Linked DNA regions of Homo sapiens: region 1 is linked to region 2. A link is a loop called in an ENCODE intact Hi-C map of the cell type or tissue named here. Cell type or tissue: Calu3. All regions are shown on one strand. Each heading gives the region's core, and the rest is flanking DNA. Links, peaks and the distances in the headings are about the cores only. Region 1 has its middle 27 kb from the start of MIR1303. Region 2 has its middle 35 kb from the start of MIR1303.

The links. Peaks named below come from ENCODE experiments on the same cell type or tissue, not always from the same donor. Only the 100,000 strongest peaks of a DNase experiment are listed, where the experiment ranks them.
Region 1: it touches region 2 in a loop (4-fold over the local background); 5 of 110 quality-filtered maps call a loop at or near these places.

What each region holds. Positions count from the first base shown.
Region 1 is chr5:154,709,030-154,717,359 of GRCh38, forward strand. It overlaps a transcript of LARP1 not described here. Among named protein-coding and RNA genes, the nearest start is that of MIR1303, 27 kb to the left of the region's middle. RefSeq lists enhancers at 3,359-3,905, 6,557-6,726 and a cis regulatory region at 6,642. In Calu3, for the core only: no CTCF peak of the experiment used is centred there; DNase peaks (open chromatin) are centred at 3,722, 4,802 and 5,692.
Region 2 is chr5:154,646,395-154,654,724 of GRCh38, forward strand. No RefSeq gene overlaps it. Among named protein-coding and RNA genes, the nearest start is that of MIR1303, 35 kb to the right of the region's middle. RefSeq lists enhancers at 811-1,473, 1,135-1,244, 7,075-7,369, a silencer at 7,075-7,369 and a cis regulatory region at 7,231-8,027. In Calu3, for the core only: a CTCF peak has its summit at 3,979 (motif pointing right); DNase peaks (open chromatin) are centred at 1,137, 3,977 and 6,777.

The sequences.
Region 1 (8,330 bases), core at 223-8,222, 63 kb after region 2:
TTAATCCTCTGTAACAATTGTGTCTCAATATCCTCTGCCAGTTCATCAATTTGTCCAGTTGTGGTGCTAGCCAAAAGAGGAACACGTGTCACCTTTTGAACTGCAGCCTCTCCCAAAAGTTCATGACAAATGTCCTTAGCAGCAGGCAGAATCAACTCTTCACCAATAGTAAAGGCTTCTTAGCTTTAGCAATGCAGTTAGCCACTAAGAATGATGCTCTCAGTGCAGACACATTTGATGAAGTGGTGGCCTTCAATAATTGCTTCTGCTCTTCATGTTCACATTCTTTTCTTTTGAAAACTCCAAAAGCTTGTCTTTTGATGCAGGGTGCTTGGCCTCCATGTGGTGAAGCAGTTTTGAAGGTTTCATGGCTTCATTGGATAGCCAGTCGCCACATATTATACAAAGCAGGCTTGGAGAATGTGAATCACGTGTTGCAATGAACCCATAATTTAAGTAGGACTCTTGGTATTTTCTTTTAAGTGCAGCTTTCTTTTTGTGGCAGTCTGAGTCTTCTGCTCTGTCATCATTGGTTCTTTCCGGCTTTTCAAAGAAGCTCTCCAGTGAGATTTTTTTTTTTTTTTTTTTTTTTTTTTACTCATTTTGGCTAGAGTTAGCTTGTGGGCTCACCAAAACTGTGACCAAGGCGAGTGTGCAGTGTGGGAAAGAGGCGCAGATGGAAGCAGTAAATAAAATAATGAGCGGGCCACGTATGGACTAAAATAAGTGTCAGATGCTGACCTAAAGCCTGCCACCAGATGCAGCTTAATTGTCACTTGCTACTCACTGATAGGGTTTTGATATGAGTCTGCAAGCAACTGATTTATTATGGTCTCTGTGCAATCAAACCTCTCTGCTAATGTTAATCTGTATTTGCAGCCGCTCCCCAGTGCTAGCATCGTCACCTCAATTCTACCCCAGATCATCAGGCATTAGGTTCTCATAAGGAGTGCACAACCTAGATCCCTGCCATATGCAGTTCACAATAGGGTTCAGGCTTCTATGAGAATCTAATGCTGCCGTTGATCTGACAGGAGGTGGAGCTCAGGGGGTAATGCAAGTGATGGGGAGCCGCTGTAAATACAGACAAGGCTTTGGTGGCTGCCCGCCGCTCACCTCCTGCTGTGGGGCCCAGTTTCTAACAGGCCACAGACTGGTACCAGTCCATGGCCTGCGAGTTGGGGACCTCTGCACTAAAGGATTGGTCATTGTTTCTAGACCTGAAAACAGTAAACAGAGCTAGGGAATTCACTTAGTTTATTTGTTTTCAGATCGGCTAAATAAAAAATTCATACTGAGAGGCCAGGCACAGTGGCTTATGCCTGTAATCCCAGTACTTTGGAAGGCCGAGGTGGGAGGATTGATTAAGCCCAGGAGTTGAAAACCAGCTTGGTCAATATAGTGAGACCCTATCTGTTAAAAAAAAAATTTAGGCCAGACACGGTGGCTCACACCTGTAATCCCAGCACTTTGGGAGGCCAATGTGGGCAGATCATGAGGTCAGGAGTTCGAGACCAGCCTGACCGACATGGTGAAACCCTGTCTCTACTAAAAATTCAAAAAATTAGCCGGGCATGGTGGCGTGCACCTATAATCCCAGCTACTCAGGAGGCTGAGGCAGGAGAATCGCTTGAACTCAGGAGGTGGAAGTTGCAGTGAGCCAAGATCGCGGCACAGCACTCCAGCCTGGGCGACAGAGTGAGACTCCATCTCAAAAAAAAAAAAAAAAAAAAAATCATACTGAAACCTCTAATACAAACACAGGATTATGCATTTTTTACTTAACCCCTTTCGTCTTTCACTTGTATTTTTCTCCCACACCAAAAGTCCTGGTTCTCAGCAATACCAACAAACTCACTTGCTTTATTACATACTGTATATCCAACAGTCTCAGAATAATACCAAAGCTACTACTAACAATGTGAGACTGAAAACAGGCAGCCCTTTTTAAAAATCAGAGTAAAAAATTCTGAAAATGAAAGTGGAAAGGAACCCCACAGGAAGGGTCTGTGCTGACCCCATGTGACAGTGTGGCCGTTTGCATTACTGCTGGAATTTTGAAGACTACTACATATTCCGTCAGTGTCAGGATTTTGTTCTTCAGTGTGGTACTTTTTTTTTTTTTTTTTTAAGATGGAGTCTCACTCTGTCGCCTGGGTTGGAGTGCAGTGGTGTGATCTTGGCTCACTGCAACCTCCAGCTCCCGGGTTCAAGCGATTCTCCTGCCTCAGCCTCCTGAGTAGCTGGGATTACAGGCATGCGCCACCACACCTGGCTTATTTTTGTATTTTTAGTAGAGACGGGGTTTCACTATGTTGGTCAGGCTGTTCTTGAACTCCTGACCTCGTGATCCGCCCACCTCAGCCTCCCAAAGTGTTGGGATTACAGGCGTGAGCCACCGCACCCGGTAGTGTGGTACACTCTTAAAATCATAGTTCCTGCTGTCTGGGAGTTTACATATGTCTACAGAGTGGAAGAAGCATGAGATTATAGCAGTGTAGGCTACCAGAATGATTGTTGGGTTGGTAACCCAAGTATGCTGGTCACCCCAAAGCTTCAGTTTCCTTGTCTTCTACATGAGGATAAAGAAAGGAAGGAGGAATTTACAAGAGGGAATCTTGGGCAAGTTGAATCATCTTTCTGAATTCTTGAATTACCTTCCAGGAATAAATAAGGAATAGATAAAATTCCTTATCTATTAAGAGGGGGTACAGGGATTGGACTATATTGTAGTGACAGCAGCTTTCTTTCTGTTCTCCAAACGTACCTGCTTCGGGGACCTTATACTTGGGGTTGGTTCTCTGTGCATTGAACACTCTTGCTCCAGCTCTTCCAATGTCTCGTTCCTTGTCATCATTCATGTCTCAGCTTTAATATCACCTCCCTAGGGAGGGCCTCCTGACCACATCATTGAAAATATCCATCCTCCATTACTTTATCATATCAACCTATTTCATTTTTGTGGAACTATTACTTATCTAATTGGCTTGTTTATATCTAGATCCCCTCTCTCCAGAATGTAAACTCAATAAAAGTAAGGTTCTTGACTTTCTTGTTCATTGATATGTCCCTAGGAACTAAAACAGAGCCTGACACATAATAGCTGCTGAATAATAATGCCTTTTGAATAATGAATGCCTGATAAATGACTGGATGAGCTATATAATCTCCAAAGTCTCTTTCAGCTTTAAACCCAAGATTATATACTCATTATAGTGAGTAGAGGATCACTAGCATGACTATACCATGCTACAGATGTGGAAACTGAGGCAGTGAGTGACTTGCCAAAGGCTTTGCAAACAGGAAAGTGGTGTGGTCCAACAGAACCGTATGGGAAGTCAAAAGCAGGAGACTCGGGTTTGGATCCTCACACCATCCCTCTCTGTCGACCTTCCTTGCAAGGGCTGTGTGAACTGGACAAGCCACTTCACCCCTCCAAGGACTCAGTTGTTCCACTGAAAAGAGAAGATGTACTAATAACTCTGCCCCAGGGTCACTGTGAGATCATGTAGTCTGAACCGCACTAAGCACTTTGCAGAGTGTTTTGCTCTTCCTTTAGCCCCAGCTTGTTTTCCAGGGTGGAGAGTGGAGGTGAGGAAGGAAGCCCAGGACCAGGGCTGTGGAGGAGGGGAGACTCAGCGGGTTGCCACCATTTGTTTACTCACCTGAGTCTCTCTGCCTCTAGCCTAGCTGTGCTCCCCGCTAAGGTAAAGAGGTGGGGTAGCCTTGCTCGGCCAATGAGCTGCCGTCGCTCTCTTAAAGGCACCCAGCGTCTGGAAGGAAAACTAGCCTGGCAACCTGGAGAGCTCCCGGGCCAGAGCCAGGAGGCAGCTGTGCGATCTGGATGTACCTAAACCCTCCAGGGCCACATAGTGACCCCAGGCCCTGGTCACTCCATGCTTTGGAGGGTGCTTTTGTCAAAGAGGCCTCCTTTCCCTCACCCAGAGCTGGATTTCCAAGAGGCTCCCATACCTAGCTGCCCTGGCAGACTCCCAGGGAGGAAAAACAGCGTGGCCTTGGCAGCTGCCCCGAGGAAGGAGCCCACAGGTGACAGGGAGAAGCCATTGCCATTCCCTGTCCTGGCCCCCTTCAGCAACCCTGGTGAGTCCTAGCACTCTGCGTTTCTTGAACCTCAGGACAGCAGGGTGTGGTAGGAAGATCCTTCTCCCTAGGGGCAGAAACCTTGGGTGCTGGTTCCAGCCCTGCTGTGTGACCCTGAGCGAGTCACTCCAGCTCTCTGAACCTCACATTCCCCATCTGGGAAAATGAGGAGCTCAAATTCCACTCTCAGCTTTCCTCTTCTATTGTTTTCCCTTGTCACACCCCTTGTTCTGAAAGATTTAAGTCTGTCAGCTGCACCTGTTACATAATAATTTGTTAATTGGTTTTCCTCTTCTATGTGAATTGTGGCCCTGTAATAGCCAATCAGTGTTTTTTGGTTAGCAGACACAAACCACTAAATTGATGCAGGTTTAGCCAAAAGCAGTGTAGTATTTTATTCTGTCTGTGAGATCTTATCTAGAGTCGATATTTGATTTTCATTTGACCTTTTGAAATATGAGAAATAGAGCATTTGTGAGTAATTTCCAGGGAATGGGGTCCCCAGGTGGGGAACTCCTAGATCTAGTTTGCATGGGGTTTATAAGGACACCAGCAAAATCCTGCCTTCACGCCCAAGCTGAGCTTTGGTCTCTGCAGTGCTGCCTCACACACAGGGTTCATTCTTGAAAGTGAAAGCTTTGGACTTAAAAATTTCCTATGTGGAGAGACTGCTCCCAGGAGTCCCCACAGTGAGTTTACCCCACCTCTAGCTGGCTGAGGCTAGGGAAGCCTGGTTGGGGGAGCTGAGGTCTCCCTCAGCCCTCTGTTAGGGTGTGGCCAGGAGAGTGATGGGAACAGGTAGGTATGAACACAGGGCCTGGAGGCCAGGAATATATGGTAGATACCGCTTGTGCTGAAAATCAGGAGCTAGGCCTGCAGTTCTGGTTCTGCACTGACTAGCTCTGTGACCTCAGGCAAATTGTTTACCTCTTTGAACTCAGTTTTCCCAGCTGCAAAATGGGGATTGTAATCTGGGCAATGCTTGCCTACCAGGATTGTTCTTATGACCAAACAAAGTCTGTTCCATGGAAGCTTAGATTCCACAGATTTTAAGATAAATTCAGATTTAAAAATACATTTTGGGATTGATGAGGTAAGGTAATGAATGTTTTGTAAAATGCGGCCTCTGTAGTAATTATTTTCTCCAATCACTGTGTGATAATAATTAATGTGATAAAAGAATTACTGATTATGATGGAATCGTGGCTGCTTGTTTAAATCCTTTTACTTTAAAAAAATACCATTTACTGGGACTTTTTGAAATGTACAATCATATAAACAAAAAGAAAGGGGAAATAGCTCACTGAGTCATGGTATTTTCTAACGACTCGTGGGATGGGAACCCAGTCCTGGAATGTGGCCCCATTGGAAGCAGCAGGATAATACAATGGTTAGAACAGGCATGTTGGAGTAGAGGATCTTGGGCTCAAATATATACTGTAAGACCTACTGATGACCCTGGGTGTAAGTCACTTTTCTTTTCAAAGCCCCTTCTGTGCAGTCACTTGAGCTTCAGCCACCCTGTTCTCTCCTTTCCTGCAGCTCCCTGCTGAGTAAATAAATCTCAGAGAATGTTGGTTTCAAGGGTTGTGGCAGCACCCTCTCTCGGGGTAGAGCCTATGGTAGAAGGAGTGGAGTGAAAGTGAAAGCCAAAACAGTTTCTAGGAATAGGGAACTCAGGCAGGTATTTGAGTAACAATGTGTGTGAGCGTTGTGTGCGTATACGCATGTGTGCATGTGCACAGGAGCTAATGAAATTAAAAATGAAGCCGGGTGCGGTGGCTCACGCCTATAATCCTAGCACTTTGGGAGGCTGAGGCAGGCAAATCATGAGGTCAGGAGTTTGAGACCAGCTTGGCCAACATGGTGAAACTCCGTCTCTACTAAAAATACAAAAAAATTAGCTGGGCGGAGTGGTGGGCACCTGTAATCCCAGCTACTCAGGAGGCTGAGGCAGGAGAATCGCTTGAACCCGGGAGGCAGAGGTTGCAGTGAGCCGAGATCACGACACTGCACTCCAGCCTGGGCGACAGAGCGAGACTCTGTCTCAAAAAAAAGAAGAAATTAAAGTTGAAGATTTTAAGGCCCCTGAAGGGTCATGTTAGCCAGTCCCCTGCTCTGGGGCAAGCCTCTCTTTTTTTTTTTTTTTTTTTTTGAGTCAGTTTCACTTATTGCCCAGGCTGGAGTGCAATGGCTTGATCTCGGCTCACCGCAACCTCCGCCTCCCGGGTTCAAGCGATTCTCCTGCCTCAGCCTCCTGAGTAGCTGGGATTACAGGCATGTGCCACCACGCTCAGCTCATTTTGTATTTTTAGTAGGTCAGGCTGCTCTTGAACTCCCGACCTCAGGTGATCTGCCCGCCTCGGCTTCTCAAAGTGCTGGGATTACAGGCATGAGCCACCGTGCCCGACCAAGCCTGTCTTTTAACCAACACTGAAACGTTGCTGCTGAACACCAGGGAAGACTCCTAAACGTTTTCCTTGGTAACCAGCCTTGGCATCTCAAAATCCTCCCAAGAGTGAATGCGGGGTGTGTGCGAATATTTTTTGAGTGCCTTGGGTATCTGAGTTAGAGTTCCAGGGACACCGAATGACCAAACCTTGGGGAAAAAATAGATTTGAAGTGAATGGACTAGGGAGCAGAAGGGATTGGGAATTCCTCCAATTAGGAACTTTAGTGGAGTAGCTATAGTTATTGCGTACCTACGATGAGCTAACAATTTTACTAGATGTTTTGAAGTCATTACCTTATTTATCCTCACAGTAGCCCATTTTACTATTCCCATTTTACAGGAGAGAGTATTGAAGCTCAGGGAGGCTACAAATCTTAAATAAAATTACTCAGACAAGCAGTGGCAGAACTCCGAATCAGGTCTTTATATGTCTAAATCTGGAGCCTGGGGCCCTTACCCCTTCCACCAGAAGTTACAAATCAGGCTAGACTGCAGTTCTCGGTTGTGTTTTGTTTGGCCTACACAGTGGTGTTTTACTATTTTTTGTTTCTTTTTGAGATGGAGTCTTGCTCTGTTGCCCAGGTTGAAGTGGAATGGTGCAATCTCAGCCCCCTGCACCCTCTGCCTCCCGGGCTCAAGCGATTCTTGTGCCTTAACATCTGTAGCAGCTGGGATTACAGGCGCCCGCCACCACGCCCAGCTATTTTTTTGTATTTTTAGTAGAGATGGGGTTTTGCCGTGTTGGCCAGGCTGGTCTCGAATTCCTGACCTCAGGTGATCTGCCCGCCTCAGCCTCCCAAAGTGCTAGGATTACAGGCATAAGCCACCATGCCCAGCCTTTTACTGTTTAAAAAGTTAGATGCCAACATTTTATTTTGTTTTGAGACAGAGAGTATCACTCTGTCACCCAGGCTGGAGTGCAGTGGAGCCATCTCGGCTCACTGCAACCTCCACATCCAGGGTTCAAGCGATCCTCCTGCCTCAGCCTCCCAAGTAACTGGGATTACAAGCATGCACCACCACACCTGGCTAATTTTTGTATTTTTAGTAGAGATGGGGTTTCACCATGTTGCCCAGGCTGGTCTCCAACTTTTGACCTCAAGTGATCCACCTGCCTTGGCCTCCCAAAGTGTTGGGATTACAGGTGTGAGCCACTGCACCCAGCTGATGGCAACATTTTAAAATGAGATCATTTGGCCAGGCACAGCAGCTCACACCTGTAATCCCAGCACTTTGCGGGGCTAAGGCAGGCAACTTGCTTGAATCCAGGAGTTTGAGACTGACCTGGGCGACATGGCAAACTCCGATCTCTACAAAAAATTCAAAAATTAGCCGGGCGTCATTGAGTGCATCTGTTGTCCCAGCTACTCAGGAGCTGAGGCAGGAGGATTTCCTTGAGCCAGGGAGGTAGAGGTTGCAGATAGCCAAGATCAAGCTGCTGTACTCCAGCCTGGGTAAGAGAATGAGACCCTGTCTCCAAAAAAAAAAAAAGAAAAAGAAAAAAAAGGAGAGAGAGAGAGACAGACTATTTAATATAAAAATCTAGAGTCTAACATGTCTTTAAAAACCAGAAGAAAGATCTGGCACTATATGTCCACATTCTCATATGCCAACAACCAACTTGAGCTGCTGCTTTTAAACAGGGCTTGTGACATCTAGTTTGCTACAGTCCCTACCATTCCCTACTATTCTACCCAGCCTACTTTCTCATTTGTGATGCCAGCCTGGCCCCACAAGCCTGTGGTTATTCAACCTCTGCATTGCACTCTACTCCTTA
Region 2 (8,330 bases), core at 147-8,146:
CACACCCAGCTAATTTTTGTATTTTTAGTAGAAACGGGGTTTCACCATGTTGGTCAGGCTGGTCTCAAACTCCCGATCTTAGATGATCTACCTGCCTGAGCCTGCCAAAGTGCTGGGATTACAGGTGTAAGCCACCACACCCGGCGGGAATAACAATTTTTAATTGTGGCCTTTCCTCCTTCCAACGTGACACCAAATACCAACTGTGTGGTTTGGACACCTTGCTCAATCTTTTGGTTCCTGGGTTTTTTTGTTTTTTGTTTGTTTGTTTTGTAAACAGGGATGAAGGTAGCTTCCGCCTCAGGATTTTGCATGTGGGTTATTTGAGAGTAGGATACTCCTAGATACAGTCAATACTGAACAAATTTGGTCATTTCGTACTCGTGATGTCCTTGGTCAAGGGCTCTCCTCTGGGCCGGTGGTGGTTGCAGAGAGAAGCCCCCGCCGCCGTCGCTCCTCGGGAAAGGAAGTCGCGGGTGAACAACCGAATATGCGATGAAAAGGGCAAAGTAAGAAAGCGCACAGCGGCCCCCGCCCCGTGGAGCGCTCCTTTGGTCCCAGGCGGGAGGCTTGCTGGAGCCCAGGAGCTGGAGGCTGCAGTGAGCCGTGTTCGCCCCACTGCACTCCAACCTGGGCGGCAGAAGAGCGAGACCTCGTCTCTAAAAAAACTCAAGAAACTAAAAAAAGAAAGCACATCTCTTCCAGCAGAAGGCTCCCGGAGGCCCGGGCTGAGGAGGAACTGGGAGAATGGGGCAGCAAAGAGAAAGGGAGAGCAGCTTTGCCTCTGAGGCGGCCTTGGCCATTTGCTGTAGGGCCTCGCTGCCTTCGCACTGGGGCCACCTGGGTGAAGTTTACCCTGGCTCCCGCCTGCTGCACCGTCACCTCCGGCCCCTCATTACGGAAATGAAGACCACTAAGGAGCATGAGCGTCGTAACCGCCCGCCTGGGGTTGACTTCTCTTGGGGTGATCAGCCACGTGACCCTAGCCACCCGCCTCCTTTACACTACGCCCCAGGATCCCCGGCGGCAGAGATAAAGAGCTGGACTTTAGACTCAGACGACCGCGCTCTTAAACCTTAGATGACCTCATCCCAGCCAGGTGATCTCGCAAGCTCCCGACGCTGTGCTCAGCTCCTGTCTCCTGCGCTTGGGTAAGCGCTTCTTAGCCCGGCCCCGCCAGGGTTACGCGGAGGATTGAATGGCACTCTTCCCACACTGTGCCTGGCGCGTCCAGGCTCGGTCACTTAAGGCTGCTTTCCTGAACCACCGCAGGTCCCTTTTCCCACAGCCGCTCGAGTCCCCGTCAGCAGCTTGCTTGCCCTCTCAGGACTTGTTTGCAGGGTGCTAAAATGGCACTGGGGCTGTGGTGGCTGGCAAAGCACCCTGCAAATATTAATCCCCTTTCCATCCCTAAAACTTTGAGACCCGCCATTTAGCCTTACGGGGCCCGGTTTCCTCCTCTAGAAGCTGAAGATAAGTGAGACACTTCCACATGAGGTTGTACATTTACTATTCATTCAGCCAGCCGTTTTTTTTTTTTGAAGTGCTGGGCACAGTGTGGTCTCAGGCAGGCCCTACCCATGTCCTCCTCTCTCTTTCCCCTGGCGGGTGTGCAGGCCCCTGGAGGTTCCCAGGGCTAGTCTAGGCACCAGAATGCTGCTCGGTGAGAAATCTCAGAGCAATGTGGAAGCTTCTAATAGAGCTGTATTTACTCAACCACAAGGGACTAGCCTTTATTCTGAAATTTCCTGTTTGTATCTAGTTGTTAAAATGTCCATTTCTTTTATGAAATGATGGTAACCAGGGCTGGGAGTTTTCTTTTTTCTTATTTATTTATTTTGAATTGAGACGAGGTTTCTCTATATTGCCCAGACTGGTCTCGAACTCCTGGGCTCAAGCAATCCCCCAGCCTCAGCCTCCCAAAGTGCTGGGATTACAGCCCTGGGCCACTGTGCCTGGCCGGGAGTTGATTTTCTAAATGTTCTTGGGTTACCGGGTGCAGTGGATCAGCCTGGCTCAGTGGCTCACGCCCCAGGTAATCCTAGCACTTTGGGAGGCGGGCGGATCACCTGCGGCCAGGAGACCAGACTGGCCAACATAGTGAAACCCCGTCTCTATTAAAAAATACAAAAATTAGGCGGGCGGGCCGGTGCTCACCTGTAGCCCCAGCTACTCGGGAACCCGAGGCAGGAGAATTGCTTGAACCCGGGAGACAGAGGTTGCAGTGAGCCGAGATGAGATCGCACCACTGCACTCAAGGCTGGGTTACGGAGTTTGACTCTGTTTCAAAAAAAAAAAATAAATAGATAAGTAAATAAATGTTATTTAGCAAAATTAAAAGTTGACAGGCAACTCCAGTGTGACAGGAAGGCTCTAGAATGGCCTTCCGCAGTCCCCTCCTCCTGATATTCAAGCCTTTGTATGATCCCCTCCCCTCCAGAGTGGCTGGGGCTGGTGACTTGCTTCTAAGAAACAGAATGTCGCAATAATGACTTCTGTGATTAGATTAGCAATGACTGTGACTTCCATCTTGCCAGCTGACTTTTGCTCTTCTTGGCTTGCACACTTTGATGAAACAAACTGCCACACTGAAAAAGCAGCCAGGCTGGGCGCGGTGGCCCACGCCTGTAATCTCAGCACTTTGGGAGGCCGAAGCGGGCGGATCATGAGGTCAGGGGTTCGAGACCAGCCTGGCCAACATAGTGAAACCCCATCTCTACTGAAAATACAAAAATTACCCGGGCATGGTGCCTGGCACCTGTAATCCCAGCTATTCGGGAGGCTGAGGCAGGAGAATCGCTTGAACCCAGGTGGCAGAGGTTGCAGTGAGCTGAGATCGAGCCATTGCACTCCAGCCTGGGCAACAGAGCAAAACTCCGTCTCAAAAAAAAAAAAAAAAAAGGTCAGCCAATGATGTAGTAAGGAGCTGGTGGTCTCTGACCAACAGCTAGGGGTACTGAGGGCCTCAATCCAACAGCCCTGGAGGAACTGAGTCCTGCCAACAGCCAGGTAAGCTGGAAGCAGGTGGTTCCCCAGTTGAACCTTAAGGCTACTTAAGGAACCTTAAGGCGCAGCATGTAAAATTTCAGGAGGCACTCACATGTAACAAGTGTGCCCTGACCCCACCCTGTGTGGCCAACACCCTGAATAGCACCTGTGAGATACCTGCAGTGGAGGAGCCAGTGAATCTGTGCCCACTGGGTTTTAGGGTAATTCATTATGCAGCAATAGATAACCAATACATCTGGGTATTTTTAAATGCTCTTGGTCTGTGGAATCCAAAAACCAACTCCTTTTCAGGAGGTCATGTGAGATGGTATCTTAAGGGTGATGAGGCAGCCCCAGGACAGACCTAGATTCCTTTTTGTTTGTTTGTTTTGAGATGAGATCTTGCTCTGCGCCTAGGTTGAAGTGCAGTGACAAAATCTCGGCTTAGAGCAGCCTCAACCTCCTGGGCTCGAGCGGTCCTCCCACCTCAGCCTCCCAAGTAGCTGGGACTACAGATGTGCACCACCACACACGGCTATTTTTTTCTTTTTTGTATTTTTTTCTTTTTTCTTTTTCTCTGGCTGTGTTGCCCAGACCTAGATTCTAATCTCAGACCCTCCTCTAGTTAGCTCAGTAGCCTTAGGCAAGTTACTTTGATTTCTCTGAGCCTCAAATTTCTCACACAGAAAAATGGGTATAATACTGATTTCCTAAATTAAATTATGCATGTGTAAACACCAATAATTACCATTTCTAGAGCATTCTTTTGTGTTACAGCCAATGTTAAATGCTTTACATGCATTATTGCATTTTATCCTCACAAACTTATGGGGTCAGTTCATTTATTACCCCCATTCTTCAGATAAGAAAACTGAGAAGGTACAGGCGTGGTGTGTGCCGGATACATTGTAGGCCTTGAATAAATTGTGTCATAAATAAAGAAAAAAAAGCAAGCCTTCCAATATGCGCTTTCCTACCTGTTACCACTAGGTGGCAGCAAAGACAGGCAGACGAGCCAGCCTTTGCGCTTAGCTGAAAATGTATTCCTAAAAATTAATTTGCTTATTTAGATGAAATTGTATTCCTGCATTATTTTTTATTTTTACTTTTTATTTTTGAGACGAAATTTCACTCTTGTTGCCCAGGCTGGAGTGCAATGGCGCCATCTCGTCTCACCACAACTTAACGCCCCCCGGGTTCAAGCGATTCTCCTGCCTCAGCCTCCCGAAAAGCTGGGATTACAGGCATGCGCCACCAAGCCCGGCTAATTTTTTTTTTTTTTTTTTTTTTTGTAGTTTTAGTGGAGACAGTGTTCCTCCATGTTGGCCAGGTTGGTCTTGAACTCAAACCTCCGACCTCAGGTGATCCGCCTGCCTCGGCCTCCCAAAGTGCTGGGATTACAGGCGTGAGCCACCACACCCGGCCTCCTGCGTTCTTTTACTAAGTATTTATGTGCCAAGTGATTTACAAGAACTAGTTATATTCTCGTCACAACCATATGTGAGATTTGCTATTACCAGTTTACAAAGGCGGAGACTGGGGCTGAGAGGTATGACTTCCTAAGGGCCACACAGCTAGAAAATGACATGAATTAAGTTAAACGTGTGGTATGAATACTTCTAAAAGTTTTCTATGCCAATATACCTGAGTTGCTGTATAGATATTTTTAGAGAAAAGGGGAGTAATGGGAGTAATTTTGTTTGTGTGTGTTTTTAGAATTCTGATCATACATATTATTCTTTTTTTTTTTTTTTTTTTTTTTTTTGAGACAGAGTCTCACTCTGTTGCCCAGGCTGGAGTGCAATGGCGCCATCTCTGCAACCTCCATCTCCCAGGTTCAAGCGGCGATTCTCGCGCCTCAGCCTCCCGAGTAGCTGGAATTACAGGCGAGCTACCACACCCAGCTAATTTTTGTATTTTTTCGTAGAGACGGGGCTTCACCATGTTGGCCAGGCTGGTCTCAAACTCCTGACCTCAAGTGATCCACCTGCCTCGGCCTCCCGAAGTGCTGGGATTACAGGCGTGAGCCACCGCGCCTGGCCCATTTTATTCTTTAATTTTCTTCTTTCACCTGCCAGTGAATCTTAGAAACATTTCCAAGGAATCCATTCTTTTTGGCATCTGTACAGTATTCTATAGTGTGGGTGGATCACAAAATGTCTAGGTAATAAACCCTCTGTGGCTAGTCATCTGAATTACTTCTAATTTTTTGCTTTTACCAAAAAACAAAGAAAAATGTTCCAGAAATATCCACAAACAGATGTCACTGTGATGGTGTTTCTGTCAGTAGACTCCCAGGCGTGTGACCCCTGGGTTGTGGGGTGTGTGTAGCTGGGGTTGGTAAAGATGCTGGTCACTCACAGGTGGGTTGTGCCCATTTTCATCCCACCCATGGTGCCGGACAGAGCCTGTTTCCTCATGGCTTGGCCAACCCTGGAGGTTATCAATGTTTATTATTTTTTTTTTTTTGCTAATTTATTAATAATATGAAAAAAGTTTTAGTAAACAATTTAGTAATAGACTAAGCTACCTTAAAACAAAATGAGCTTCACTCTTCCTTGCAGGTGATCAGTCATGAGTTTGCATGGGGCCGGGCACGGTGGCTCACACCTGTAATCCCAGAACTCTCGGAGGCCAAGGCAGGCAGATCACAAGGTCAGGAGTTCGAGACCAGCCTGGCCAGCATGGTGAAACCCCATCTCTACTAAAAATACAAAAAATTAGCTGGGCATGGTGGCACGTGCCTATAGTTCCAGCTACTTAGGAGGCTGAGGTAGGAGAATTGCTTGAACCCAGCAGGGAGAGGTTGCAGTGAGCTGAGATCGTGCCATTGCACTGCAGCCTGGGTGACAGGACAAGACTCCATCTCAAAAAGAAAAGTCCAGGTGAGGTGGCTCACGCCTATAATCCCAGCACTTTGGGAGGCCAAGGCAGGAGGATCACGAGGTCAGGAGTTTGAGACTAGCCTGACCAACATGGTGAAACCCTGTCTCTACTAAAAATATGAAAATTAGCCAGGCATGGTGGCACGTACCTGTAATCCCAGTTACCCAGGAGGCTGAGGCAGGAGAATCACTTGAGCCCGGGAGGTGGAGATTGCAAGTGAGCCGAGATCATGCCATCGCACTCCAGCCTGGGCAACAGAGTGAGACTCTGTCTCCAAAAAAAAAAAAAAAAAAAAAAAGAGTTTGCATGGCCAGGCTGGGTGCCATGGCTCATGCCTGTAATCCCAGCACTCTGGGAGGCCGAGGCGGGTAGATAACCTGAAGTCAGGAGTTCAAGACCAGCCTGGGCAACATGCTGAAACCCCCTCTCTACTAAAAATACAAAAATTAGCTGGACATGGTGGCACACACCTGCAATCCCAGCTACTCGGGAGGCTGAGGCAAGAGAATCGCTTGAACCCAGGAGGTGGAGGTTGCAGTGAGCTGAGATCTGGCCACTTTACTCCAGCCTGGGTAACAAAATGTTACTCCATCTCAGGAAAAAAAAAAAAAAAAAAAAAAAAAAAGAGTCTGCATGGCCAAGACAGTCTCTAGGGGGAGAGAGGAGTGAAGAAAATGTCTCAGGTCCTTTCCCGGCAGAGATCCCAGCTGAGTGTACCCCCCTCTGTCTGTGCCTGGGGCACACACACATTGCCACTTTTAAGGTTTTACTGTGCAAGCCCCATCATCACAATCTGACTAGAAGCCCCCTAAGTTACTACTGTGCTTTCACTGACATGAGAATTGTGCATGATTCATCCTGTAGGGCAGCGTGGATGGGGAAGGACTGGCCCACTGCCAGGGGGTGGGGAGGGTCACTTCTACTCCCCTGACACCATGCCACACCTTAGCTCATTGATTCCTCACTGTCCCTATCAGGTAAGAGCTATGATTTTCCCCATTTTACAGATGAGGAAACTGAGGCTTAGGGACGTGGAAGCACCCATTGGCATAAAAAGCATGGCATAGTGGGCAGTGCAGACCCAGGATAAGGTCAGAAAAACCAAACTAACTGGCATGGGGGGGTTGGAGGCACTCCTAGACCCACAAGGGATGCAGAAGCACCCCAGGCAGGGCCCAGAGGCGCCAGGTAGGACCCACAGCAGTGAGGCTGGCAAGGGTTTTCCCAGAGAGGGCAACCTGGGTGTTCTTGCCCCACCTCTCCTGGGGCTGCCGGTCCTGCCCCCAGGAACATGTTATCTGTGTCCTGGGGACAAAGCTGCAGATTCTCACCAGCTGAGGCCTTCCTGGCAGGTGGCGTCCAACCTTTGGACATGTAAACAGCCTTGGCCTGACCAGGGGTGGCCCAGCTTGGCCTTGGGGCCTGCAGACCTGTGCATGCCCAGGCAGGTGTGTGTGAATATGTTTAGGGCCATAAGGGTGTGTTTGGGTCTCCACACATCCACTTGGGATTGGATCTGGGGGCCAAGGACATCTCATTCATCTTGCTACCTCCCCATACCCTGGGGAATCCCCAGGTTACTTCCTAAAAGAGGACCAGGCTGGAACCAAGAAATCCCAGAAGAACCTGAGGACCAGAGAGGGGCTGACATGTGCCTAGGACCACACAGCAGACAGAGCCAGGTCCATAAATCGCTCTGCTGCAGACCCTGACCCTGCTGGTCCTACTGCCTCCCACCCACCACCTGCAGCTCCTCTTATCTCTGGGGCCCTGGAGCCTGCTGATTCCTGGGACAGGGCCCACCCTCCCTGGGGGGACCAGATGGACGGGACTGCAGGGCCTGCTCAGGCCTGATAAGGGACTTGGCTCAGGCCTTTATCAGTGGGACTTGGGGCTCCCGACAGGCATGTGTCCCCGTTTGGGAGAGGAAGCTGTGAAGAGAGGGTGCCCAGCCCCTGAGCAAAAGAGATAAAGGACAGAGACTTTTTAAAATACTTTTCTTTTTGTTTTTTAATCTGTATTGCTTTCTCTGATTACAAAGGCAATTCAGGCATGTTACAATTAATTAGAACATAACAAAAATAGACAGTATGGAAAGTGAAAGTGCCTGTAAATCTGCCTTCAGACATAATCCCCAGGCCTGGTTTGGGGTCATTTCTCCAGATTTCTTTCTACACATAAACATGGTCAATTAATTAATGAATTGGAATCATATAGAGCACAGTGTGGTGGCTCCTAGTGTGTCCCAGGTCCCAGTCATGTGGCTCCTCAGCTTCAAACCCAGACACATTACTTAATCTCTCTGAGCCTCAGTTTTCTCGTCTATAAAACCTCGCACGGATATTGTCGAGAGTAAAGAAAATTACACATGCCGGGCACTTCATGGACCTACACCCAGCTCAGTGAGCTCTTGATAAATGGCAACGTCACCAGTGTCATCACACAACCTGCCTTTA